Regions from separate parts of the Mus musculus genome. Here regions 2, 3, 4 and 5 are each linked to region 1. A link is a loop called in an ENCODE intact Hi-C map of the cell type or tissue named here. Cell type or tissue: heart. All regions are shown on one strand.

What was found. Hi-C counts contacts between places; a loop is a spot of excess contacts. Peaks named below come from ENCODE experiments on the same cell type or tissue, not always from the same donor. Only the 100,000 strongest peaks of a DNase experiment are listed, where the experiment ranks them.
Region 2: it touches region 1 in a loop (2.4-fold over the local background); 8 of 42 quality-filtered maps call a loop at or near these places.
Region 3: a loop joins it to region 1, with 1.9 times the contacts of the local background. A loop is called at or near these places in 6 of 42 quality-filtered maps.
Region 4: a loop joins it to region 1, with 2.1 times the contacts of the local background. A loop is called at or near these places in 9 of 42 quality-filtered maps.
Region 5: a loop joins it to region 1, with 1.8 times the contacts of the local background. A loop is called at or near these places in 6 of 42 quality-filtered maps.

What each region holds. Positions count from the first base shown.
Region 1 is chr1:40,169,244-40,174,243 of GRCm38, reverse strand. No RefSeq gene overlaps it. Among named protein-coding and RNA genes, the nearest start is that of Gm35741, 23 kb to the right of the region's middle. In heart, no CTCF peak of the experiment used is centred here; a DNase peak (open chromatin) is centred at 2,163; H3K27ac peaks cover 864 bases.
Region 2 is chr1:40,222,285-40,227,284 of GRCm38, reverse strand. It overlaps a transcript of Il1r1 not described here. Among named protein-coding and RNA genes, the nearest start is that of Il1r1, 42 kb to the left of the region's middle. In heart, no CTCF peak of the experiment used is centred here; DNase peaks (open chromatin) are centred at 2,304, 3,494 and 4,374; H3K4me3 peaks cover 546 bases; H3K27ac peaks cover 1,930 bases.
Region 3 is chr1:40,271,349-40,276,348 of GRCm38, reverse strand. All of the region lies in intron 1 of Il1r1 (interleukin 1 receptor, type I), which reads right to left. Among named protein-coding and RNA genes, the nearest start is that of Il1r1, 7.3 kb to the right of the region's middle. In heart, no CTCF peak of the experiment used is centred here; a DNase peak (open chromatin) is centred at 2,658.
Region 4 is chr1:40,120,440-40,125,439 of GRCm38, reverse strand. Il1r2 (interleukin 1 receptor, type II) reads right to left here. Exons shown (of 9, transcript NM_010555.5): 7 at 4,396-4,531; 8 at 2,176-2,318; 9 at 210-399. The coding sequence ends at 233. Among named protein-coding and RNA genes, the nearest start is that of Gm35741, 26 kb to the left of the region's middle. In heart, no CTCF peak of the experiment used is centred here; no DNase peak of the experiment used is centred here.
Region 5 is chr1:40,264,701-40,269,700 of GRCm38, reverse strand. It overlaps Il1r1 (interleukin 1 receptor, type I), which reads right to left and starts at 3,115. Exons shown (of 11, transcript NM_001123382.1): 1 at 2,820-3,115. In heart, a CTCF peak has its summit at 3,049; DNase peaks (open chromatin) are centred at 3,150 and 4,200; H3K4me3 peaks cover 1,348 bases; H3K27ac peaks cover 1,816 bases.

The DNA of each region.
Region 1 (5,000 bases):
CCACATATCCCACACTCCACTCTGGTGGCTTTAGCTCCTGCTGAGGAGACTGCCTAATACAATGGGGACCAGATACTCTTGGGAGTGTAGGTCCACAGTTGGGCAGTGTCTGAAACAGAGGCAGAAACCTCTGAGCCTTGAAGAAGCTGCCATCCCTTCTCTGGAGGGACAGGCTCTCCGCTTTAGAGATCGCAGAAAGCGAGGCACTAATTAAGAAGAGAAAGGGAAACTTCAAACTTCCTGAGTTAAAACAGTTCAGGTTTATCTGTTGGAAAATAATAGCTGGTCTCACTCACACTGTCAGGAAGAGAAAGGGAAACAGATTCCCCAGCCACTTAGGGTCTGCCCACTCATCAGGCAACTGATTGTTTAAAATGTATCAGCTATTTTCCTAGGCTGGCTGTCTTCTAGGTAGCCATCTTCTCAGGGCCCCGAGGATGTGGAATCTGGAAGGAGTCTATGGGTTGAAACACTTCAGACCCAGGTTTGAGCAGCCACTTCACTGGGACCTTGGGCAAATTATTCCGCCTTTCTGGACCTGTTTCCTTTGTGTAAAAGAAGAGATAAGTGGGGCCAGACCATGAGGACTAGCTTCCTCTAAAGAGCAGGTCTCCTGACACATGCACATGTACACTCTATATGTGGGCATAATTGTATCTCAGTCAGGCTGTCTACTGCTGTGATGACATACAATGACCAAAAGCAATTTATTGAGGAAAGGATTCATTTGAGCTTACAACTCTCAGGTCAAAGGGAATCATTGAAGGAGTCAAGACAATACAATACTCGCAGAGTCTACCCAAACACTTTTCTTTCTCTAAGGAACTTGATCATTCATTGACTATGGGTATCTGAGTGGGTCCAACCGCTAATATTTATGGAAGGGTGGATGCCTGGCTATACCACTATTATCCCCATCCACAGCAAAGGAACTGGGAATCTTAAGATTTGACATCAATCGTTTAGGTTTGACATTTTAGCTGCAGTCTTGCCCCTGCCCACAAATTAACTGTTACTAATAGACATGCCAATGTGTAGGAAAGATTGAATGTCAACATGAGCCCTGTCTAAGAATACATATCCTCACAGGTCCAATCGTGGCATGAATGATACAGGAGTAACCAATCATTTTCTGATTGACTCTAAGGCCCACTCCATGAGATAGAACCCACCCCTGAGCCTGACCAAAGTATCCAAGAATCTGCAGCTAAATAAGCTCCAGGCCTTGGGAGAGAAACCAATTCTATTTTCTGCTAAGAAATCATAGTATATATGACTACAAATGACTCCCTAAGAGGTCAGTAGAGGGCAGCTAGCCCAAATTGATCAGTCTGCAGAGAACAAGAGACTTGGAAGAGGTCAGGCTTGAATAGAATGTACAAATCACATCCCTTGCCTGCTAGTAACTAACATTACTAGTGACTTCCTCATGGAAGAGGGTTTGGAAAGATTCAAAGAGACAGAGGTGGTCGATAACTTCAAGGAAACAGTATTTTACAGAAATAACCAAATCAGGCAGTTACAGGATGAATTCACCTATGCACCTATGCATAAGGTCTGCACAGGCTTCAGACAAGCAAAAAAAAAAAAAAATCCCAGCATGAACCAGGAGAGGTGAGCAGGCAATCCCACCCTAGCGGAGGAGTTGCCGAATCTGATAGCTTCTTTGGGAAGGAACGGCTATTCATGATGAGACCCCTGGTAGGTCACCCACTCTTCAGGGAAGGCTGGACTCCCTAGTGTTTGGGGAGCAAACTGAACTTAATTGGGGGGAGGGGTGAATAGTCAGCGTTGGGTGGGTAGGAAAGTGAATGAGGTGGCTTTGGGAGGAGTTGGAGGAGAGGTGAATATGATCAATGGACACCGAGTGAAATTCTCAAAGGATTTATAAAAATCGTATTTATTTAAAAAAAATGCAGTATGCAAATATGTTGTCACAAATTTCCGAAGCCTGGTGTTGAGCCACTGGTTCCTGGAAACTGCACAGAGCAGCACATTCCTAAATGGTGCTTCTCCGTAAGTTGAGATTGCTCTCCAGGATGAGTCATGAGGAGGCAGGAGGCAGCCACTGCAAACTGAAGCGCTGATAACTGTGGTGTGATCTACAAGCTCACAAGCTGAAATCTAGGAGGAAGTCTCCATTTCCAGAGGGATGCTTGCCAGCTACCAAGAAATGTCTGAAACAGGGAGTCCATACAGGAAAGGCTCTGAAAGGCATGAGCGCCTGGCTGCTGTGTTCTCACGCAAAACTTTAATAATTAAGAGATCTTGGCAGAAATCCCAGTGAGCTCATGAGACCGGAGGGTCCCAGTACTGCCTGGTGGCTCTGGAATGAGAGCATCTCCTGCAGAGGCTGAGGACCAGAAGCCACATCTATTTCCAGGGCCAAAAATGAAGTATGTCATTGACAGTTTTTTTCCAAGTTGAAAATTCCCACTTTGTTACTTACTAACTGAATAACCTCAGATAAATAAATCAAATAACCCTTCTGAGACAGAAGAAATAATAGCTAGTAATCTCATTGTCATTGAAAAGTGACTACCTCCATATGAGATAATTATGCCTATCCATTTTGATATAGCACCAAGGTAAACAGACTCAGTCTATAGAGCCCAAGGGCAAATACTCAAGACATTGTGATTCAAGGAGTATATTATGAATACATAACTATATATGTGAATCAAGAAGCATATTATGTATACAATGTATTTATATATGCTGTATGCTATAGATGCAATGATCAACTGGCCCTTTTCAACCAAGTTCTGCACCTGCAGATTTGTCAATATCATATTTTAAAATATTAGAAGAAAGGTCTTGGAATGTATCTCAGCATCAAGAACCTGCTTAGCTTCTACTGTGGGCTACGCACAGACAGCCTGGCTTCCATCAAGGCTAGATCTTGAACCCTGGTAGAACCTGATGGGTGGTAATTCCCACCTACATAGGACGGTAGGTGTTCGGCCATGTCTCCTGGACCCCTGGCACCTGTCGAAGTTACCGCCCCCACAGCCCCCACAGACCCCACAGGAGAGGCGTGGCTATCAGCCTTGAAGGAACAGTACCAAGCCTTCCCACATGCAAATAAAGTTTCCCCCCAAACTCAGTCCAAGCCAATGAGAGGTACCTGCTGTCAAACCCTGAATCACCCCAGAACTGTATATAAATCCTATCCAGGGGATTAAAGGTACACAAGAACTACTCCTTCGTCTGAGCCTTTTGTTCCAAGAGCTGTATGTAATACTTTGGCAGAGATCTTCTCTCCTGAAGAGCCACCTGAGGCCCCAGATGGCACTCTTCACTGGATAGTTGGCTTTTCGTAGGCACAGCCCAGTCTGACTCAGTTCAGAGAGGCTTGGAGTTACCGAGAGACCTGGAAGGTGTGGTAAAGACTTCTCCCTGTCTGCACCACTCCCCTTCTCTGGAACCCTCACACCCAGCCTGGACAGAGATCTCCGTGGAAAACCTCTGGTACCCAGGCCCACAGTCTACAAGAGTCTGGGTTCAATTCCCACACAAGAAAAACATTGATAGAAAAACTGTATCTGTACAAGGTATGTACAGATAATTTTTTCTTCTCATTTCTTAAACATGATTATCTATACAGTACTATATCCTCTTACATAGTATGGATATTCAAGAGATGTTTGAAATAGTATGAGAAGATAAATTATTTATATTTATATATACATATGTATATATACATGCATATATGTGTGTGTGTGTGTGTGTGTGTGTTTTATAGAATTAATAAACCATTTCATCTAATGTCTTTGAACATGTGCAGTTTGGGTATTGAGCAAGAGATTCTAGGAAAAGCACCATGTTATATATCCAAACACACACACACACACACACACACACACACAAACACACAGGCGTGCGTGCGTGCATGCGTGCGTGCGTGTGTGTGTGTATTTGGATATATTCATGATATATATGTATATATGTGTGTGTGTATAGACATACACAATGATTATATACATATATATGAGTGTATATATACATATACATATTTCATAGGTCCCTTTATAACAAGAGAAAACACTGCAGCCCACCTGTCTGCTTAAGTAGGCCTCCCTATCCTTTGGACAACTGACTGGAAGCGAGGCTACCAAGTCACCACTTTCCAGACTGATATTCTGAAATGAACAGTTGCAGCAGACTTGGTAGGGGTCCCTGATGCAGAGAGTATTCCTCGGGAGCCTCAAATAGGGGCAAGATAAGCCCTCTGGGAGTGAAATCAAGTATTGAATGTTGAGTGGGTATTTCTATAGTCTTCTCTTTTGGGGTCATAAACACCATCTCTTCCCTCCTCCTGGAGTCTTAACAAACCAAGGTAAAATTCCACCAAAGTTTTCCTTGGAAAATTAATGAGTGTGTTGGGCTCTTTTACAGGGCAATGTGTCAATGGATAGGAGCACAGGTGGCCTTAAAACAGCCATCCTGGAAGATCTGCAACCAGCATGATAGAGGATTCCACCAGAGCTGTGGAGATGGCGTCCTCTCCTATGATTCTTCCTCACCTACAACCTCTACAGCATTGGTTCTCGTCCTTCCTTAAGCTGTGACCCTTCAATACAGTTTCCCATCCTGTGGTGATCCCCATCAATAACATTATCATTTTGCTACTTTATAACTGCAATTTTGTTACTGTTAGGAGTCACAGTGTAAATATTTTTGGAGACAGAAGTTTGCCAAAGGAGTCACAACCCATGGGTTGAGAACAGCTGCTCTATTCCTTCTCAGAGACTCCACAGCCTCTTGTAGTTAGGGAAGAATTGCATACAGCTGCCTGAGGAGGTGGTCTGGATACTCTAGTAAGGATCTGTGACCCTCCACACCCCTCCTTCCAATGTCAACAGTCAAGGGTCAACAAACACAACTGTGATGATCTTTCAGGCGTAAACCCAGAAGAACTCCTGAAGACAGGGGAAGTTTGGCTCCAAAAATACATAGTCCTGCCTATACAAGAGTAGGGAGCAGGAATTTCTGGTGGT
Region 2 (5,000 bases), 53 kb before region 1:
TTCCCGTATCTGAAATCCTGGGGACCAGAACTGTTCAGATTTTAGAAAATGTTTGATCTGGGAATATTTACACAGTCTTCATTGTGTCCCCATAGTCCAAAACTCTGAAGTCTCCAAGTCCAGTCTGAATTACTCAGACTTCAGAGGAAGGGTGCACAGAGGCGCAATGACCCACCAGGGTATTCATCTTGCCGGGATGCAGAATTGCTCTCTACCTTTTATCATCTCTGTGGATTTACCTTTGTAACAACGAACGAGTACTGTCTCTGATTTTTGAAAGGCACGTTCTAGAAGCAGACCTTCATCATTCCTTCATAATGGCTGCCATGTCTTCCCACTCATTAGACTGTCAGGCTTACGCCAATAAGGTTTGTGGGCCCATAGTTTTTAACCAGTGTCTGTGCTGTTGAAAATGACTTTTAAAGACGAATTACCTGGGGGCTGGAGAGATGGCTTGGCAGTTAAAAGCACAACCATCTGCTCTTGCAGAGGTCCTGAGTTCAAATCCCAGCAACCACATGGTGGCTCAAGGCCATCTTTAATGAAATCTGATGCCCTCTTCTGATGTGTCTGAAGACAGTGACAGTATACTCACATGCATAACATAAATCTTTTTTTTAAAAAAAAAAGATGAATTACCCTATTAGAAATACCGTCTTAATCTCAGAAAGTATTCCCCGATCATCTGGGTAATTCTCTTCTCGCCCCTTCCTAGCAGATCAACGTGCTTACAGTGAGCATAGAGAACAGGTACAGAGCATACAACCCACAAAGGGCCAGCTGCTCCTCAAGTACATGCTGGGACTCGGCATACGCTTTGGTCCCTGCCTGTCTGCACCTTTGGGAGAGTTCCTCCCTGTGTTATAACCATCTAGAAGCTCACCAACACAGCACAAAACTAGCGTTCTGTGTGAAACAATTTGGAGTCTAATGAATTAAATGGAAGACAGTAAACTTCAATTTGCCGCACACACCCTCAGATTTTTCCTTATTTCCTGTCTTTATTCTTTCTGATTCTGTCCCCTTTGTTGTTGTTGTTGTTTGTTGTTTGTTGTTTGTTGTTTGTTGTTGTTGTTGTTATTAACAGAAAGATGGCTGATGGGAACTATAAAGGTTAGGGTGTCCAATGAGAAATCAGAGCAAAGTTTATAATCCTCATTTGAGTGCGTACACAACCTTCTCTATTGCTATGTACAAAGCCTCCAAACAGAGAGCTTACACAGCAAGACTCTGTGTCCAAAACAAAACAAAAAAGAAAGCATGTTCTTGTTTTCCAAGGCTGCTTTTTAACTCTTATGGAAAGAAGTGTGTGTGTGTGTGTGTGTGTGTGTGTGTGTGTGTGTGTGTTGCCTGTAGGGTACATGATCACTTCTGCAACGAGTGGCTCCTGGTAATAGCTTTGCAAGGCCCTCAGCACACCCTCTAGTGAGGCTGTCCTCCTCCAAGAACCCTCTAGTGTGAGTGCATCCCTCTATACCGCAGTCACTGATGGGAAGTGATGCTTCTTGGTTCTAAGGTCCAAAATGGCATTTTAAATCAACCTCAGAAACAGCTCTTCTCTTTACAACCCTCCCCACTGGTGCAAGAGCCATGACTGTGATAGATTACAAGTAGCTTATTATAAGTGATGTTAACTCACAAACAGTATGCTTCAAAGGAGTCTACAATAAGTCCTAAAAGTACTTAGAGATTATAATTTCCATGCATTTCATAGTGAATCTCCCACACAATGAAGCCTAACTCCAGGCCACCTTAATATGCTAATGCACACCTCTTAATGTTAAAGTGTGCCCGTAGGGATGTAAAATACCAAGAAATTCTGTGTCTCCTTTGAGTGAACAGCATAGTGTTATCTTTACTCGGTTTCCATTTGTCCTTCCCAAATAACTCTTCAGCGTGTAAGTAAACATCTCCACATACCCGAGAAGGAGGAAAAATACCGAGACAGAAAACCCTAAAGTGCAGCAAGCCATCTTACCATTTGTGTTGTTCACGGTTCGGGGCACTGGGAACTCTGATGACATCCAGCGACATTTCTCCCCGAGACAACGTTTGCTGAGCAAATAAACACTGGCTGTTAAAACGAAAACTGCCTCCTCAAGTCAGCCCAGGACAGCATTACTTACAGTTTGCTTTGCCTCCAAATGATTACTGGGCTGGCGTGCACAAGAATGACAGACAGCTCACTTCTAGTCAGACGACCCAGAGAAAGTGGGCTCCTGATGACGCCTGTGTCAGAGCCTCTTGGGTTTTAATCCTGCAGTGACACATCTGGGGAAGTATGAACAGTATGAACAGGAAACTCGGTGCTGGGCAGTAAGCCAGAAGCATTCAGCAAACGTGCCAGGCCCTTATGAAATATTAGTACCCTGGCTGCACATGAGCCTCCCACAGTTCCCAAGGCAGGCTTTCTCCCCTTGTCTAATATTACATTAAATCTAGATGAACCCACTAACATATACCTGGCCTAAAATTACAGTCCTACCCTGATTCTTCGCAGACAGTGCCTGGCCTGGGATCTAACCCCACCCCCAACACACACTGCCATCTCCCAGTCTATGCCACAAAACTTTACTCAGTTCAAAGAGTTCAGAGCCAGAACCCTATACCTGGAAGCCTGGAGCCCCTTGGGGAGGCAGGGGGGCGGGGCTGCTGCAGGGCTTTCTCACTTATTCCTGCTTCTCCTGAGAATGTTCTCAGAGTCATAAGAGTGTGGCCTGTCATCATGCTGGCCTCTACTCCGCTATCACAGATAGCAAGCCACCTAACTACCTACTCCAGGCTATAAATCCCCTGTCAGTTGGCCTTGATGGACATTCCTGGTTGCTCTCAGTACCCTTCCCAAGATGTCTTCATGCAACTCAGAATGGCTGTCACACTGTCTACAGAAAACAGTGGGTAAATTTTTGGTTTTTTAAAAAAAATATTATTAATTTAATGTATGTGAGCACACGGTCACTATCTTCAGACACACAAGAAGAAGGCACTGGATCCCATTACAGATGGTTGTGAGCCACCATGTGGTTGCTAGGAATTGAACTCAGAACCTCTGGAAGAGCAATCAGTGCCCTTAACTGCTGAGCCATCTCTCCAGCCCTAAATCGTTGTTCTTAATTTGAGTGCTTAGATCCCTTTTCTGCCACTTACTTAAAGGGGACCCCACAGGATGTCCTCCCTCCTCTTTTACCTTGTCTTCTAATATTTTCCACTGTTCCCCGGAGAACAGCCCCCCTTGACTCCCTGGGATGATCCCCTGCTGTAGATTTTACCTTCTCTCTTCAAGGGCTGGTGGGGATCTGGGTCAGGCTTTCTTCTGGGAAATGTAAAATTTTATATCTATGTTAAGATGAAGAGAACATGCTATATTAGGTGCCTTTCTCAAGACACCTCAGCCAGGCAGAGGTGGGCCCTATCTGCTGCAGCTTTGTAAGTCTTAACTGGGATCCAGATGATTGGTTTGGAAACAGGATTTGTCCAGTCAGGAACTGGGTGGTTTCCTAAGGGTTTCCTAAGGGTCTCACCCTTCTGGGTGCCTTTTTCTGGAAGGCTTTCTTGTGCTAGGCGGCAACCAGGCAGCCGTGATGAACTGGTAATTAATAAAAGCAAATGGTCTTATTTAGGCCCAGACAAGAATGATGGCAACCCTGAGCTGCTGCAGGGGCTGGGGGCTGGTTAACCTTCTTGCTATGGTTTTGTGACCATTACAATGGGTAACACCCTGGCCCAGCACACACAGTGGATGTATACATGCTGAGAAGTGGCACTTTCCACCTTTGCTCCCACGTGGAGCGGGCTTGGGAAGAACTGACCTGTCCCAACACCAGGTGTCTGGAGGTCTGAAGAAACGAGGCCCCGGGGCAGACTCCCAGATAGCAAGTCCATCCCCCTTCTGCCTGGTGTATGCCTTCAGGACCAGTCAAGCCACAGGAAATCGAACCTAGGTCTTAACAATAGTGGAAAGTTTATCCTGAAAGGGCCACTCACTGCCAGTGGGTTTTTAAAGATTTTGAGAATATCATACATGCTTATAACGTATATTGGTAAAACTCCAGCCCCTATTTCTCCACCCTGCTTTTCCTTCCCCTGTTAAGCCTTCCTAAGACAAGCACTGAGGTTATCTTCGGGATGGAATTCACACTCGGGAAGTGGAGGGCCTTCCAGGGAAGAACCGAGGAAGTGCTCCTCACTGGTCCATCCCAGGCTATCTCGGCACTTTAAAGAGATGGAGCCAAGGTATCTTTCCATCATTTAAAGCTAGGCTGGGAGAGTATGGGTTTCAATGATCAGAATCCCCGAGTGTCTGACACCCCAAGCCCACAGCAGTGACAGGGGAAGAGCGAGAGGGAGCACGCTGCGGAAAAGGAGCCTCCCTGCATTTCCTCCGCAGGAACAGTGCGAGCCAGTTCCAGTCACCAGCTTCTCCTGACCTCTCCTCCCTTCCTCCAGTCCTTTCCCTTACACCCTTCCCAGTCCTCCCGAACCTTCTCACTTCTGCTCCCTCCTCTGCTTTCATTTCTTCCTGGTACTCCCTCCCCCTCTTCTCCCACCTCCTGTTTCTCTTCCTATTTTTTTCTCCTGCTTTTGATTTTCCTCCTATAAAGATTGGGAGAGATAGGGAGGCTCTGGGTGGACCAGAAACCATCGGACAAAGGAGAGGCTGCCTTGGGGGTGCCCACAGTTTTCAGAGAGAAGCCTGCTGATGTACTCACAGCCAAGCTAAAACACTCAGCAATGCAATATCTTCCACTGACTTAGAGGGTGGGTAGCGCTTCATTCCAGAGGTATTTCTGGCTTCCTAGAGTGGGAAAAGCAGAGATGGGGGGGAAGAAGTAGAGGGGGAGGAGGGGGAGAAGGGGAGGGGGAAAGAGAGGAGGGGAGAGGAGAGGAGGGGAAGGGAGAGGAGATGAGGGGAAGGGAGGAAAGGAGGAGGAGGAAGAGGAGGAAGAGGAAGAGGAGGAGGAAGAGGAGGAGACTAACCCACCCAAGGCACTAAGCATTCT
Region 3 (5,000 bases), 100 kb before region 1:
AAAAACAAAAACAAGAATTGGTGGGCTACAACAAACAACTATGCCCCCAGAAATATGTGGCCAGCAAACACCTTTGATAGAAGGGGAACTATCCAAAGACTATATGTGGCTGAAAGGAGACAGGCTCCAATCACCCCTGAGAAAAGGCCCCATGGTAATCCAGCCTATTACCTTGAAGAATTCTGGCTGCTTCTTATAGGAATGGTCCTGCTGCTCGTGAGGAAGTGAGCATCTTTAAGGGACGTGTCTACCTGGGGAAGAAGAGCATAGACTTTTTGAACGGACAGGTGGAAAGGGCCCTAGGGCCACCAGCACCTCAGGACAAGTCTAAAGGGGTTATCCAGTCATGACAAAGTCAAACAGAGCTCAATGTACCACGGTCCTTTAGGATTTAGGACAAGAAGGCAAAGGAGTCAGAATTTGACACACAAAGGGTTAAGTGGGTTAAATGCATGCACCATGTGTTTTGTCAGAGGGACTCAGAAATTGATAAAAATCCCTCTGGGGATGACTGTCTCTCAGTACTGACGAAATACTAGGCTAAGTAAGGCTTTGCCACACGCCCAAAGAAAAAACTTGGAAAAGTCCCTTTGAAGAGCAGGCACATTAGCTTCTTTGAAAAAAAGTGTTTTTTTTCCTTAAACCAAACATCCATATGCCCACTTCCCATATTCAGAATTTAAAATAACTTCCAAAGAGCTGTGTGCAGTTGCCTTGCTGGTGTGTGCCGTAGGAATCTCTCCAGGCATTGTTTATTTCTGCAGTTTCCTCTAGCATCTTGGAGTCTTTATTTTTTCCATGTCTGAGTCATTTCCGTATTCCTATTAAGAGCTGGTGGGGACCTTTTAATGTCCTCCACTAAAACAGACTGACCAAACCAACGCTAAGCATTTGCGGTAGACTAAATACACTCAATCCTAACTATGAGTCACGCTGGACTCAGGAGGTAGAACTCAGCATCACACTCACTGTTCGGGGGCACAGTGGCTCACCGTCCTCATCATTGGACACATTACAGTGCAAAGTCAAAGAGAACAGGCAGGAGCTCCTCCCCCTCACTCCCCAGGAGCCTCAAAAATGACTTTAGCTGATGGAAACCACCGAGAACATACCACAGGGAGGCTCACAAAATGTGAAGCAGGCAAGATGGAATTACGTGCATCGGGGACCTTCTACAAAGAAGACTCCCCATTCACCCTAGCCTACTCTGCTTTCCACCTGAAACCCCCTTTAAATGGCTTCACTCTTTCCGCTTCTTACTCATGATTGGACCACCAACACTGAAGCTACATCATAACTCTTCCTGAGAAACACTGCCCAAGCCAGGAGCTCTCCTTATGTATTTAAAAAGAAGGATACTTCAGTCTCTAGCTCAGAGCACCTGGCTCACCCCCATCTCTGTCTTGACTCTGGGGATGGATACATATTATCCAAATTCCAGTGTTCTGTTACAGCAACAGATGCAGCCTATTGGAGCGCTAGACTCAGATTGAAAAGCATCAGTATGAAGTAAATTCTCACTTCACAGCTAGTGTCTTGGCAGCTGCTCCTAAGTACCTGTGCTACTCTGCCCCAGCATGCATCTCGTCTATCCTTCCCTAACATCACAGAGACCTGTGATGGCTCTGAGGTAACCAATCAGACTCTGGCCTTGGGCATTCACACACACACACCCCTTCCCCAGAGCCAGGGGCAAGTTACACAGCATCTCAGGGTACAACATGCAGGTGCCTCAGATGTTTCAGGCAGCTCCCCCCGTGAGATGGGAGAAAGCAGGAGAGGCTCAGCCTGCACCCATATCCCTGTGAGCAGGGAGCTGTGTTCCACAGTGTACATGGGCCAGGTGCATGATAAGTACTAGTGGAAGACAGATGGGGGGATGGAAGGAATCCCTCACCCACCATCTTTGAAGTCCACATGAGCAGGCTGTTACAAAGCCAGGCTACCTCTTAGTCTCTTCCACAAGCACCCACCTGTCTTTCCCTGTGTCTGCTGTTAGGAAACCTCACAAGCCCCTCAGTAGATGCAGCCATCTACACTAAATAAACTATGGCTTACAGATCATCCAGATTCCAGTGTTCTGTTACAGCAACAGATGCAGCCTAACATAGCGCTAGACTCGGATTGAGATGCACCAATGTGAAGTAAAGTATGGAGGGAAAAAAATAGAAAGTAAGAACAAGAATCAGTTTGACAATTACTGACTTCCAACAAAAGCCCCTTCTCAGAAGGGTGGTGGCCAGGACAAAAGCTGCGAAGGATGGACAAGCTAGCAGCAAGTGGGAGGGAGCTGGCCCTCATCCCAGGGTCAGAAGGGAAAGAGGCAATGCCTTTCTATCATTCTGCAAGAGCTACCTTGCCCAGTGAAGGAACAAGGGAAGTGACAGTCGTGGGCCCCGACATAGTACTCAAGGCACGGTCAGACCTGAAGAGAGTATTCTTCTTGTATGTGGCCATACTGAATTTATTAGAGAGTTTCTTATGAATGAGAAATTTCCCATGAACTTGAAGAATTCTCTTCCTCTTCCTGAGGAATTCCCCCAACACTGAGAACCCTGCCTTCCAGAACAGAAGCTAGGCAGGGCGCTGTGAGATGTACTGCAGACACCCATTGTGTGGGTCCACCTCAGAGGAAGCTCCTAAGTGCTGCTGAGGAAAGCCTGTCCTGGGCCTGGGAACTCAGTGTGCAAAGACAGGCTGTGCTGGCCCTATGGTAGGATCTGCCTAGAGCAGGCACAACAGTAGCCCATAGTTACCCCCAAACCCTGTCTTCAGCCAGCTCTTTCCACATTATAAGGGGATCTTAGTGTATCTCCAGCTGACACCCTAATCCATACATATAGCTACATTCCCCTCTATACAACCCTGACAGGACTCCGTGGCAGACATATTAGAGTGAAGTCCCCCAAGGCACCCAAGACAGTCTTTGGCAGCCATTGAATGGGAGTCTGGGGAGTTGGGTAAAGAATTACTGGGTACCCAAGACCCTGAAGCATAATCAAGAGGCAAGTGCCGGCAGTCCAATCTCTAGTGGGCCTATCCTTTAGGTCTTATAGACTTGTTTTCTGACAGGGGACATTCTGGTGAGCTGCAAAGTGGACCTGTACAAATCATGGACTTGGGGGAATTCTAGAGGAAATTCTAAGGAAGTCGAACCTCAATAGAAACCCAGAGGGCGAGTCTAAATCAAGAGTAAGTTCCTCCTCCTCCTCCCAGGGATCTGTTGGAGCCAACTTCCAAGTCTGAAATGTGTAAAGGAAATCTTAACCATGTTTAGTCTGTCATCTATCTATTCATCTATCTATTGTCTACCCATCTATCATTTATCTATCTATCATTTATCATCTATCTATAATATACCATTTATCTTTCTTTCATCTATCATCTATTTCTAATCTATCATGTATCTATAATCTACCATCTATCTTTCATTTATCTATCATCTATCTCTAATGTATCATCTATTTCTAATCTATCTACCTACCTACCTATATAACTGCTATGACAAACTGCTTGACAGCAAGCAACTTATAATGAACAGAAATTAATTTGGCTCGTAGTTCTGGGGTCTGAGATCATGGTGCCAGCACTGTATCTGTGTGTGTGTGTCTGTGTGTGGTGTGTGTGTGTCTGTGTGTGTGTGTGTATGTCTGTGTGTGTGTGTGTGTGTGTGTGTGTGTGTGTATTCGCACACGTGATGTATCATCCATGGAAGAATGTGGAAAGCAGAATGTGGAAGGGCAAGAAAGGGCAAGAATGAGCAAGCAGGAGAGGGTTGAACTCACTCCTGTAAAACCCCCATTCCTGTGAGAATGATCTCACGTCCCAATACTGACATTAATCCATTCCTAGGAACAGGGCCTTCGAGACCTAATTGTCTCTGAGGTTTGCCTCACACAACTGTACTGGAGATTATGTCTCCCACCTGTGAACTCTTCTGACCACACTCAAACCACAGCACACACATTCCACATTTCTGTCCTCATCCCTACATGCCTACCATCCAAAGCAATGCCTCATAGTCCTCCAGCATTTGTAACACATCTGTAACCTTTCCCCCAGAGATGTGTCTGCATGTATAGACAACGTACAGAGAAACATTTAGAAAATTCAGCTCCTATTAATTTTGTCATAATTGAGAAAAAATGAGAGTTTAAACATATACCCCAGCTTATGAAGTGCCACAGCCTACATGTCTACTGGAAATGGATAGAAATGTAAAGAGTGGGATTCGGTATTAAACTAAATCCACCAATGAAGATGGCGGTGCTCCCCGGGTGTACCTTGGTTATATACACATTCAACTATCTAGTCAATAGTTGACAGCCTTAGAATCAAAAATGTCAGTGTGACAGGGAAGGCAGAAAGGACCGCATGAGGCCGCAAAACCATTGACTATAGAAACCACTGTACAATTCTGTACTTACAGGAACCTGTGCTTGTGAAACCAGAGTGGGCGCATTTCCAAGGAAATCTACAGACACGCAGGAACTTGAGTCTCTCCCACTGTGTTCATCAGTCTTCCCCAAAGAGATCCAGCCAAGGAGTTGTTTTTATATTGACACAAAGGTGAGTGTGTCGCTAAACGGGAAGGAAGGTCGCCTCCGAGATCTCTTCAAGGGAAAATGAAGAGGCATCAGAGAAGTAGACCTCAAGATAAGCTACGTTGTAGTTCCAGGGTGGGTGTTCACATTTCATTTCCCCTTCAGCCTTTGTCCTGAATGTCTAAGTGATGCTGTCCCTTATCAATTCCTGATTCCCGGTTATGAGAAATGGAAGCATCAAGGCCACAAGCTCAAACCCTCAGGATAAGATAGAGCATCTGACACCAACTTCTAAAAAGTCCATGGGCCTAGGAATTTACTAGTCTCAGAAAGGAGAGGGTGGGGACACATGATCTAACTGGTGTCGATTCTACAGAGATTAGTAACAGGCAGTGTCACATATAGACATTCTAACCATGGGAACCACTAGAGAAACAGCTGTACAGAACTACCAGC
Region 4 (5,000 bases), 49 kb after region 1:
GTCACAAAGGGCAGTGTTGTTCATACTCCCCTCCACATTTTCTCCCAGAACTAATTTTCAGAGAAGAGTAGAGCATAAGATTCCAACCTCAGCTACAAATGAAGAGCTTTGCTAAACAACACAGCAAAACACAGAACCTTTCAAGCAGTACAGCCACCCCACCCCACCCTACCCCACCCCACCCCCATAAGAAACCACATGGGTCACTCTCGTATTATTTCATTTCCTTTATTTAGTTTGGGCTGGAAGGGAAGTCCTGGTTGTCAGTCCGTAGCTTGGTCAGTCCATATGTCTTTCCAGCCCTGCGTTTACACCGTCTGCGCATCCATATTGCCCCCACAACCAAGATGATCAGAGACAGAGGTGCCAGCGCAATGCTCCAGGAGAACGTGGAAGAGACTGTAGAGGGAAGAGAGGGTGTGAGACGGAGCATCCCTCCCTGCAGAACAGGGCACCATAGGTTGACAGGGAAGAAAAACATCAGAGTTTGTTTTCCTTGATAAATGCACACTGATTTCTGGAAAACTTGTCTCTTACAGCTAAGCCCTTTGAGGATGACACCTGTGACATCAGAGAGATGTGCCTATGGTCTAGTAGAGGCTTGGGTTAGGTGGGTGCTGGGAAGGTTCAGAGCTGCAATGGAGATGTGCTCAGTATCCATTGCCATTCTGAGGTTTGGACAAATCATCTTCGTAATTTAACCTAAATATGCCTGCAGCTGCCTCCCTGGACATGCACACTATTATGGCCCAAAGGCAGTTTGCGGGCTACTGCTCCAGAGCTGTGTTCGGACTCCTCTCTAGGTTTACTGTGGTCTGTAAGTTATTGTATCTGTGCCCTCTCAGCAGAAACTATGTTAACTGCACCTCCCTTTCCTTCTCAGCATTTAAACAATAAGATTTAATCACTGAGGTTTTTTTTTTTCTTTTTGAAATGTCCTTGTAGACGATACTGATTTCCTGCCATTTGATGGCTTTGACCTTACAGCTGCCTGCTGCCCTGAAATCCTGGTCCACACAAAGCAGGAAAGAGATTTTCAGCTTCATGTTTAAGATAAGGAGATCCATCACCTTCTAGAGATGATGTGGGTTCAGCGAACCCTGGTGCTCCAAGAGAGAGGACAGGAGGACACGGTGTTCTGCTCACTGCAAGGGTTTGTATGTTTACTAAAAATTATTCCAGCTCGGTTTTTACTTTTACCTGAGTATAATCTCCCAATGCCAAATGTCCACTCTATTGATAATTCTTTTTAAAGCAGAGGTTTGTGGAGCATGGAGTGGCTCAGTAGATGAAGTGTTTACCTGCACATGCATGGGGACCAGACTGCAGATCCCCAGTCCTACATATATGCGATGTGGATGGGAGAGCCTGCTTGTAAGCCCAGTACCCATGAGACAGAAATAGGGAACCCTGGAGCTGGCTGGCTGTAGAGAGACTAATACAGTTGATGAGCTATGGGTTAGAGTGAGTGACACTGCCTAAGTAAATAAAGTGTGGAGTGACTGAGAAAGACTATCTCTGGCTTTCACATACATATACACACATAAGCACATTCAGAGAAAGGGGGGGAGGTCACTGAACATGCACTCATATTAACACACATATATATGTGCACACACACCACATTTACATGCCAAGAAGAGGAGGAGGAGGGTGAGGAGGAGGAGGAGCAACTGGGGCAATATCTCAGCCTGTGCAATGTGTGCTGAACAAACATGAGGACCTCAGTTTGAGTTCCCAGCAGCCACATAAAAGCCAGGTGCACACATTTATAACCTGAACCCTAGAGTGGAGATGGGTAGATCGTTGAGCGTATTGCCTGGCCAGTCTAGCCAATTCAATGTGCTCTACATTCAGTGGGAGACTCTGTCTCAAAAAAATATAAGTTTGAGAGCAATTGTGGAAGACTTCCAACATCCACTTATGGCCCCTACACTCACCTGCACACCTATGTGTGTGTGTGCGCACACACGCACACATGAACATGAATGTACAATACACACGTGTGAACATGTATGTACAACGCTCTCTCTCTCACACACACACACACAGAGTTTGATGTTTGCTTTCAGTGCCCTACAAGAAGACATCTAAATACGCATGCTTCCACCCAACACCCAGAAAGCACTCAATGCGTTCCTTTTCCTTTCAGTTCCCCCCACCCCCCATACATACCTTCTTTGACTGTGGTATGGAGTGACTGAGAACTCCGTGGATTCGAGGCAACACATTTAAAATCTGTATGCAGATCCTCCCTTGTGACTGGATCAAAAATCAGCGACACTTCCACATAGTTTTCATCATTCTCTGAGTACTGGCTGGGTGAGAAAACACTCTATTGAGCATGATGTTGTATGTAAAGCATGATGTATGTATGTATGTATGCAGAGCATGATGGATGGATGTAGAGCAAAATATATGTATTCAGAGCATGATGTATGTATGCAGAGCATGATGTGTGTAGAGCATGTGTGTAGAGCATAATGTATGTGTGTATGCAGAGCATGATGTGTATATGTAAAACATAATGTATGTTGACTATGTTATACATAGTCAGCATGATATACATATGAGCATGATGTACATATGTAGAGCATAATGTATGTATGTAGAGCATTGTGTACATATGTAGAGTAGGATGTACATATGTAGAGTATGATGAACATATGTAGAGTATGATAACATATGTAGATCACGATTATGTATGCAGAGTATGGTGTATGTATGCAGAGCATGATGTACATATGCAGAGCATGAAGTATGTATGCAGAGCATGATGTATGTATCTGAAGTAGTTGTCCTTTACAGGATAACCAGGCAGACATTCTCAAATTAGAAACATCCATTGTGTTTAAACTGACCACAACTTCTGAAGCATTCTCAGAACTTGTTGTTGTGTGCAATGCTCATCTGAGAGACTTTCTAGCCTGTCCCAGAGGACCATGTGTCCTTGCTGCTGCTCTCCTCTGTAACAGGACATATGTCACAATAAAAGCACATACCCTCCTCTTGGTTTAGTTGGAAAACTTCATTTTGGGGTCATCAAAAATACCTCCAATAATCAAGTAGGAACAGAAAAATCTAGTTTGGGGAATTAGACTTTCTCACCACTTGGTGAGGCAGAGGGAGTTTCCAGGACTCCAGCCCTCAAGGATATCCTCCCTCATAGGGAAACAAGCACAGGCCAGAGGCTTTGGACAGCTTGGGGATGGTCCTAGTCAGGGTGACTCCCATGTGTAACGTAAGCAGAAGCCAATGAGGTGGCCTGACTATCCATTCAAGGGAGTAAAGGCATCTCAGAGCATGCTCACTAGGAGGACCAAGTAAGCAGTGAGTCCACTAACACTGGACACTTACAGTGACACTGCAAGCCAATAATTATACCACCATGCAGCACTTTCATCCAGTAATTGTACCCATTAAAACAAACATGCTTGTTACTCTTTTCCCAAAAGAGTAGCAAGCCCAGGCCCACGCTAATTCAAAGTAGCAAGACTGCTACTTAAAAGGTGCTTGAGTAGCCGGGCTGGGCAGTGGTGGCGCACGCCTTTAATCCCAACACTTGGGAGGCAGAGGCAGGCGGATTTCTGAGGTCGAGGCCAGCTTGGTCTACAGAGTGAGTTCCAGGACAGCCAGGGCTACACAGAGAAACCCTGTCTTGAAAAAAACAAAACAATAACAACAACAACAACAAAGTGGTTGAGATTTCAGATTCTGTCTCCTTCCCTTCCGGCTTTCAGAGTATGAAAACTAAAGGAGGAGATGGATGTCTATATTCAGTTCTCTCTCTCTCTCTCTCTCTCTCTCTCTCTCTCTCTCTCTCTCTCTCTCTCTAGAGACATATCAGACTACAGGTCTAGTACAGATACTGTGTCAAGCCTTTACAATGTTTACAAGAGCTGGTGAAAATCTTTAAGAGTCATGAGTGTAACAAAGTGGAAAATGGAAATGAACCAACTGAAATATTTCAGACATGCAAAAAATATCAACATTTAAAATGTAAATAAATGAAATAACCAATGACAAAATAAAATAAAATCAAGGAAAAAAAACGTTTGAAGAGTCAACTAGCAAACTGCAACTCATACAAGTATAGAGAACACTTGGTTCTTAAGACAATGTTGAGCAAAATTTAATTTTTTAAAGTTCTGAATCCCTAACAGTTCATACCTTTATTAAATGTTACTTTTACTGCAACATATATATTATATATAAAATATTATATATTGATATTATCTATAAAATATTATATGTATTGATATTATATCATATATTACATAATACATATTATATATTATAATATTTTATATAGTATGTATTTCATGTGAACAGGCCCTGAATGTGACATCGGCTCCAGAAGAAAATAAATCACAGCAGAGACCCTCACCCACTTACTGGTGTAGCCCCTCGGTCACACGGCCTCTTGGGTAAGCAGCCGAGATAAACGTGCTGTTAGCCAACCACCACACAATGGTGTTGGAAGATGTACCAGTTCCCAGAAACACTTTGCACGGGACTATCAGTCTTGACCCTGGGGACAGCAAGATAGAACACACGGATTGTCAGAACTCAGCAGGAAAAGGGGCCGCCTTACCTCACAATCTTCAGGAAGCTCTCAGCACAGGGCCTTGCTTGTCTTCTCAAACACCCCTCAGAAATTAACCCCCTCTTTAGGAGGAAACTTAGTTTCCTCAAATAGCTCTGCTCAAGTAAAGCTTTAGCACCTATTGGCCAAATGTCACCATCCACTGGTCCACACAGCAGGCAAAAGCCCCAAAGCACATAGACTTGAATGGTTTCACCAAGGCCACTGTAATACCACAGAACATTCAATACTCAGAGCTGTTTCTTTCCACAACCGATGTTAACTGCAAAAAATATCCCGTCACATGTGACTCTTTCTTCTGCCATTGCTGGCCTCAGCTTTACATTTTCCCAATGGGATGCTTCATTCCAAGAGGGTCTGGGTTTAGAATTAACCCTTTGAAAACCAGTGGCAC
Region 5 (5,000 bases), 95 kb before region 1:
ATGCTATTCTCTCTGGTCAACTTATATAAAATGCTGCATAGCCTTACCCTAAGAACTGACATGCTGAAATAAGTGAGTTTAATAAAAGTGCTTTTATGTCTTCTTTACATTTAAACACCATACTGCTGTTTAAAAATGGTAGAACAGCTAAGTTTTATGATATAAATTTGGATCTGCAAACAGGTTGTTTAAAAATATGTACACAAAAGTGTTGGGTAATCGACAGGGTAAGATTCTTTGACTGAAAGGGACAGCGGCTCATCTTTCACTTCATCCCCCTGGGAGCCACTGCTATACTTTTAGGTGACCTGGGTTTTTGAGTTGAGGTGGCCAGACATGCAGAGCCAGGCTCTGGAGAGCCTTTCTGTCAGCTGGAAGCTGTGCTGTGGTTCCTAACCTGTGCTTGCAGAACGGGTAACTTCAGAGGCCTACGTCTTGCTCTTCCTGCCCCTTTAATCAAAACCAAATACAAGTTTCTACCTGACTTTACATCAGTTTTATTTTCTCGAGTATTTTACATTTACCTTGAAGACACTGACAGCTGGGGCTTTCCGGGTCATTTTTGACATTCCATTTTTTCTCACTCTTTTTTAATTTATGACATCTTATAAATCCCTCACAAAACAGGTGAGATAGAAAAATGCCTCAATCATTTGGTCATATGTATGCCAAAGGACACACAGGAGGAAGAGACAGTTTGGAAACCAAAGGGACAGGGGACTTGGAAAAATCTCCAGTGACTCTCCACGCTTAGTGACAGTTCTCTTTGGCAGGGCCCCTCTGCCCACTCTTGCACCGGGTCTGGCTAGGAATATGGTGCTTCCGGAGGCCCCAGCAGGCAAGCAAGCAGAGGAGAGTGAGGTTGCTAACTCTGCAGGTCCTTCTCCTGTAGCACTAACCATGCCGCAACCACAGAGAGAGGGAGATGCAGATCAAGTGCCAGCACATTTAAGAACAACACACGGGGCAGGTCATGGCCAATGAGTCAGGGTCCTGATAACCTCTCTGCTTTGAAGTGGCAGGTTCACAATAGATCCACCGTACAGACTCAGACTCTTGAGGATCTATGCTCTTCCCCGTACTGTATGCAATGGCTGTCCCACTGCAATGGCCTGGCTCACCAACAAGCTGTTCCCTCTATAGTATCTCTGACTGCAGGTGAGTAGACACTCCCTGCTGGTCCCTCCCATCCGCAGGTTTCCAATCCATCCTGGTTCTCTTGCACAGCTGGCCTGCGAGTATATCTCAGAATCCCTGCTCTTCCTTAGAAAACCACTGAGCTACATGTATGACTACTGTCTCCCCGCCCTCTCTACTGTGTCCTACAGGGCAGCCAGACCCACAGGCTTTGCAAAGAGGTAAATTTCAAAGTACTCTTCTGGGGGGCGGGGGGGGGGGAGCCTTCTGGTAGTCTATGACTTGCCAAGAGGGCCTATGCATGAGAAGACGGGGATTTTCATTTAGTTCCTTCACTTTCCCTCATACTTCCCCCAGTGCCTGGGACATAGTCGCGTTCAGTGACTATTGGTTTGGTAGAATGAGGAAAGCTAATGCTAAGCGGTCTCACTGGGATGGAGATTCAGCGGAAGATGTTACATGTTACAAGCCTCGGGAGTAGGAAGAGCACTCTCCTGCCACATCACAGCATGGGGCTTCAGCAGAGCCAAGGCTGTGTGAGAATTTAGAACAAATGGCCACCCAAGACTGAGCCTACTGGCAAGTAAATACTATGCACCAGAATGGGAGCCAGCCCACGATGTTTCCACTTAGGTCAGAAGCTAGTTTAAGATGTGTGTATATATAATTAAATTAGATAATGGGTAGGATATTAAGAAATTAGAAGAGATCAAAATAGAAAAGGATGCCAGCAGCTGCTTGGTAAGTTAAGAGGGGGAAGAGGTAGTACTTGTCACCAGCACCAGCTCCTGGAGCTCACAGCCATGGGATTCCATGTGGGATATCCACCACCCAGAAGACTACTATTAAGTGAGGATGACTCGGGCACCAATTCCAATGACAGATAGACTTCATCTCTTCTTTATCATGGCCCAAGTAGCCCAACTGATTAGATTCTGTTGTCTCAGTTCCTAGGCTGTTCCTTGGGGTCAGAAAGATGGGATGCTCCCAGCTGGTGAACATCGGAAGCAGTACAGAGAGCTAGCCTGGTGGGAAGATGAGTCTACCTGCCTTCCCTGGCAGCCGCTCTCACTCACCCGGTCTCCCCAAGGGGATCTGAAGCTCAGAGGGTGCCAATCCTCAGAAAAGATAGCCGCTAAGCTTCTGATATAAAGCAAGGTGACCTTGGCATCTCACCTACAGGACTTCTGGGAGGAGAAAGGGCGGTAAGAATAAGGGGCCCTATAAACAGCCAAGTGCTGTGTGGTTTTGTAAATAATGCATCTACATTCCCCAGTATCGACCTGTCTGGAGAGAGGAGACATCTCATCAGGGGCATTAAGGAATCCACTTCTTGCCTCATTAAGACCTCTCTTCTGAGCCCAAACCTCTAAGAGGGACACTCCTGAACAAGTTAGTTGCATTTGGCCCAATTTCAAGGCCTGGGAGCAATTTACTCAAGGGAGACTCATCTACCTAGAGCAAACTTAAAGAGTTGGGCAAGTTCCCAACACACACACACACACACACACACACACACACCAGAAAGGGGGAGGACTAAACTGTCACTACCTTTATCCTACATCCACAGAGAACGCTGACCTGCTGGCTACTGGGAGTAACTTAAGAAAGGCATTTGTCTGGGTCAAGGCAGCTCTGAGGCCTTGCGACCCTATTTCAGGAACTCTCTAGTTTTCTCCTACCTGGGCGTGCCCGGGTGCCCCAGTGGCGATGTTCAACAATCCAGCAGCTCCGAACTAAACCCGTTCAGGCCGGGAGCAACCGGAGCCCTGGGAGCCGCTCAAGGGCTGCTCCGCGCTCGCTCGGGGGTCACATTCCTTCCGCTCTGGGGCAGGCGGGCACCAGCTGGGCTCCCGCCCTTCTAGGTGGGCGCCGCGCTCCCAGGCGGCTCCTGGAACCCCGCACCAGCTAAGACCTTCTGAGCAGCACGCTGCTCCCACTCTGAGCCGCCCGCGGGGGCGTGCAGCGGGCGGAGACTGCAGGCCAGCGTCCTCAGCCTCGGGCTCGGAGCTAGCTGGCCCAGTGCCAATGCCCCGCCCTGGGAGCCGGATAGGTTGGGTTGTGGAGTTTCTGCCCCACATCCCAGAATATCTACATCCACGCAGAACATTCCAGGGTCTCTGTATCCCTCCGGGGGTGGAGGCAATGGAGGGTCTCTGCATCTCCTTGGGGGCATTTGGAGGGTCACTGCATCTCCTTGGGGGCATTCCAAAATCCCTGCATCCTTGCCAGATGTCCCAGATTCCAGGAAGAATGGCTCTGATTCCCAGATGGCTTGGCTCCTCTGAGCAGCCTCTGTGTTCCCACCCAAACCAAAATTAGATGGGTCAACTCACGTCTACATCGCAACCAGATTGTGCCACCTAACAAGAACCGAGCTGGTGACCCATGGGGTATCAGATCCTGAGGAAAACACAGTTCTGTGCTCAGCACAACTGGAGCCCAGTACTGTGTGCCTCGAACTGGCTTTGAGCACTTAGCCGAGTCATTAAGTTTGCAATACCTTGATTTCCTCTTTTGGTATAAAGGCCCGCAGCCTTTATAGGTAGGAGGAGTTAAAGAGCTCTGGTGAAGAGTTGATAGTTCATAGGCTTTTTACTTGGTTGCTTTACTGCTGTCCACCAGGCTGAAAAACAGGTCCCCTTATCATATCCCAATTAATTGTAGGATTTGCTCTGCAAAGGAGAATTCCAGAGTTCTCAGAAAGCACATGAAAAAAAAAATCAAGAATAGCCAAATTTTAGGACAGGGTGCAAGGAGGACATTGTGGTCCTGGAAATAGCACCAACCATTCCGTGCTCCCTACCCTCACCCCCCAGCTTCTTCCACATATAATGCACCACCCTGCAATACAACTGCAAAGAAACAGTGATTGCTTAATACCTCTAGATAGAGCACATGGCCATTTCCTGCATGCCTTCCAGCGTGGACAGGCCTTGAATTTCCTGCCTTATTCGCGTATGCAGCCTAGAAACCCAAGGTTGAAGTAACCCCGGGGGAAACTCTGAGATGGTAGAAAGCTTAAAGGGGCAGCATCAATGGTATATCATAGATGCCACCTGTGGCCTAGCAGGGCAGAAGGTCCTCACTCATTTCCAAAGGTTTGGACTGCTCCTTTGCCTCCGAAAGGCAGGCTTAAGTCTGGCAAGGAACTGGTGCCTTATCCCTAACCCTGCCCTAGCCCTGTCCCATGGGTCTGTATTCCAGAGGCTGTTCTCACAGCCTTGAGTACTTCTAACTCACATCCACAGAAGATTTGACCCCCTTAGAAGCCAGAATTGCCATGTCATAGTCACTGAGGGCTGCCTGGTGTCGGGGTTTTTCAAAGCTTCCAGGCGACTCTGCTGCACAGCTCTCATCATGATGCAGACAGACCAAGTCTCAAGGCTGTCTGGACAGGTGTATACTGTGGTAGTCCCCATCTGCGTGCCTTGTCTTACTGCCTATTAACCATGAGCAGTGATTATGAGACGTGATTATGCACAGGTTAGAAGTGGCATTTCGAACACCCATACAGTTTGATCATATCCACCCCTATTATCCCCCTCCTGCTTCTTCATCTCTAACAGTCTCCATTCTAGGTCATTACTTTACACAATTATTAGCAGGTCTATGCACTGTCCTAAAAAGGTGGGATTTAATATCGGCTGTATTTAATTCCTTAGAACTAAATAATACTCTATTTAATGTATATGCTACACTTCCTTTATCCATTTATCCATCAAAAGGCTCCCAGGCTGGTTCATGATTTGACGGTGAATGGGACAGCATCAAAGATAGCTATGCTCATGTCTGCATGCCGATGGACACACCAGCAGCTGCATGCTGACTTAGACGTTTTTAAAGGACCAGATCCAGGAGCA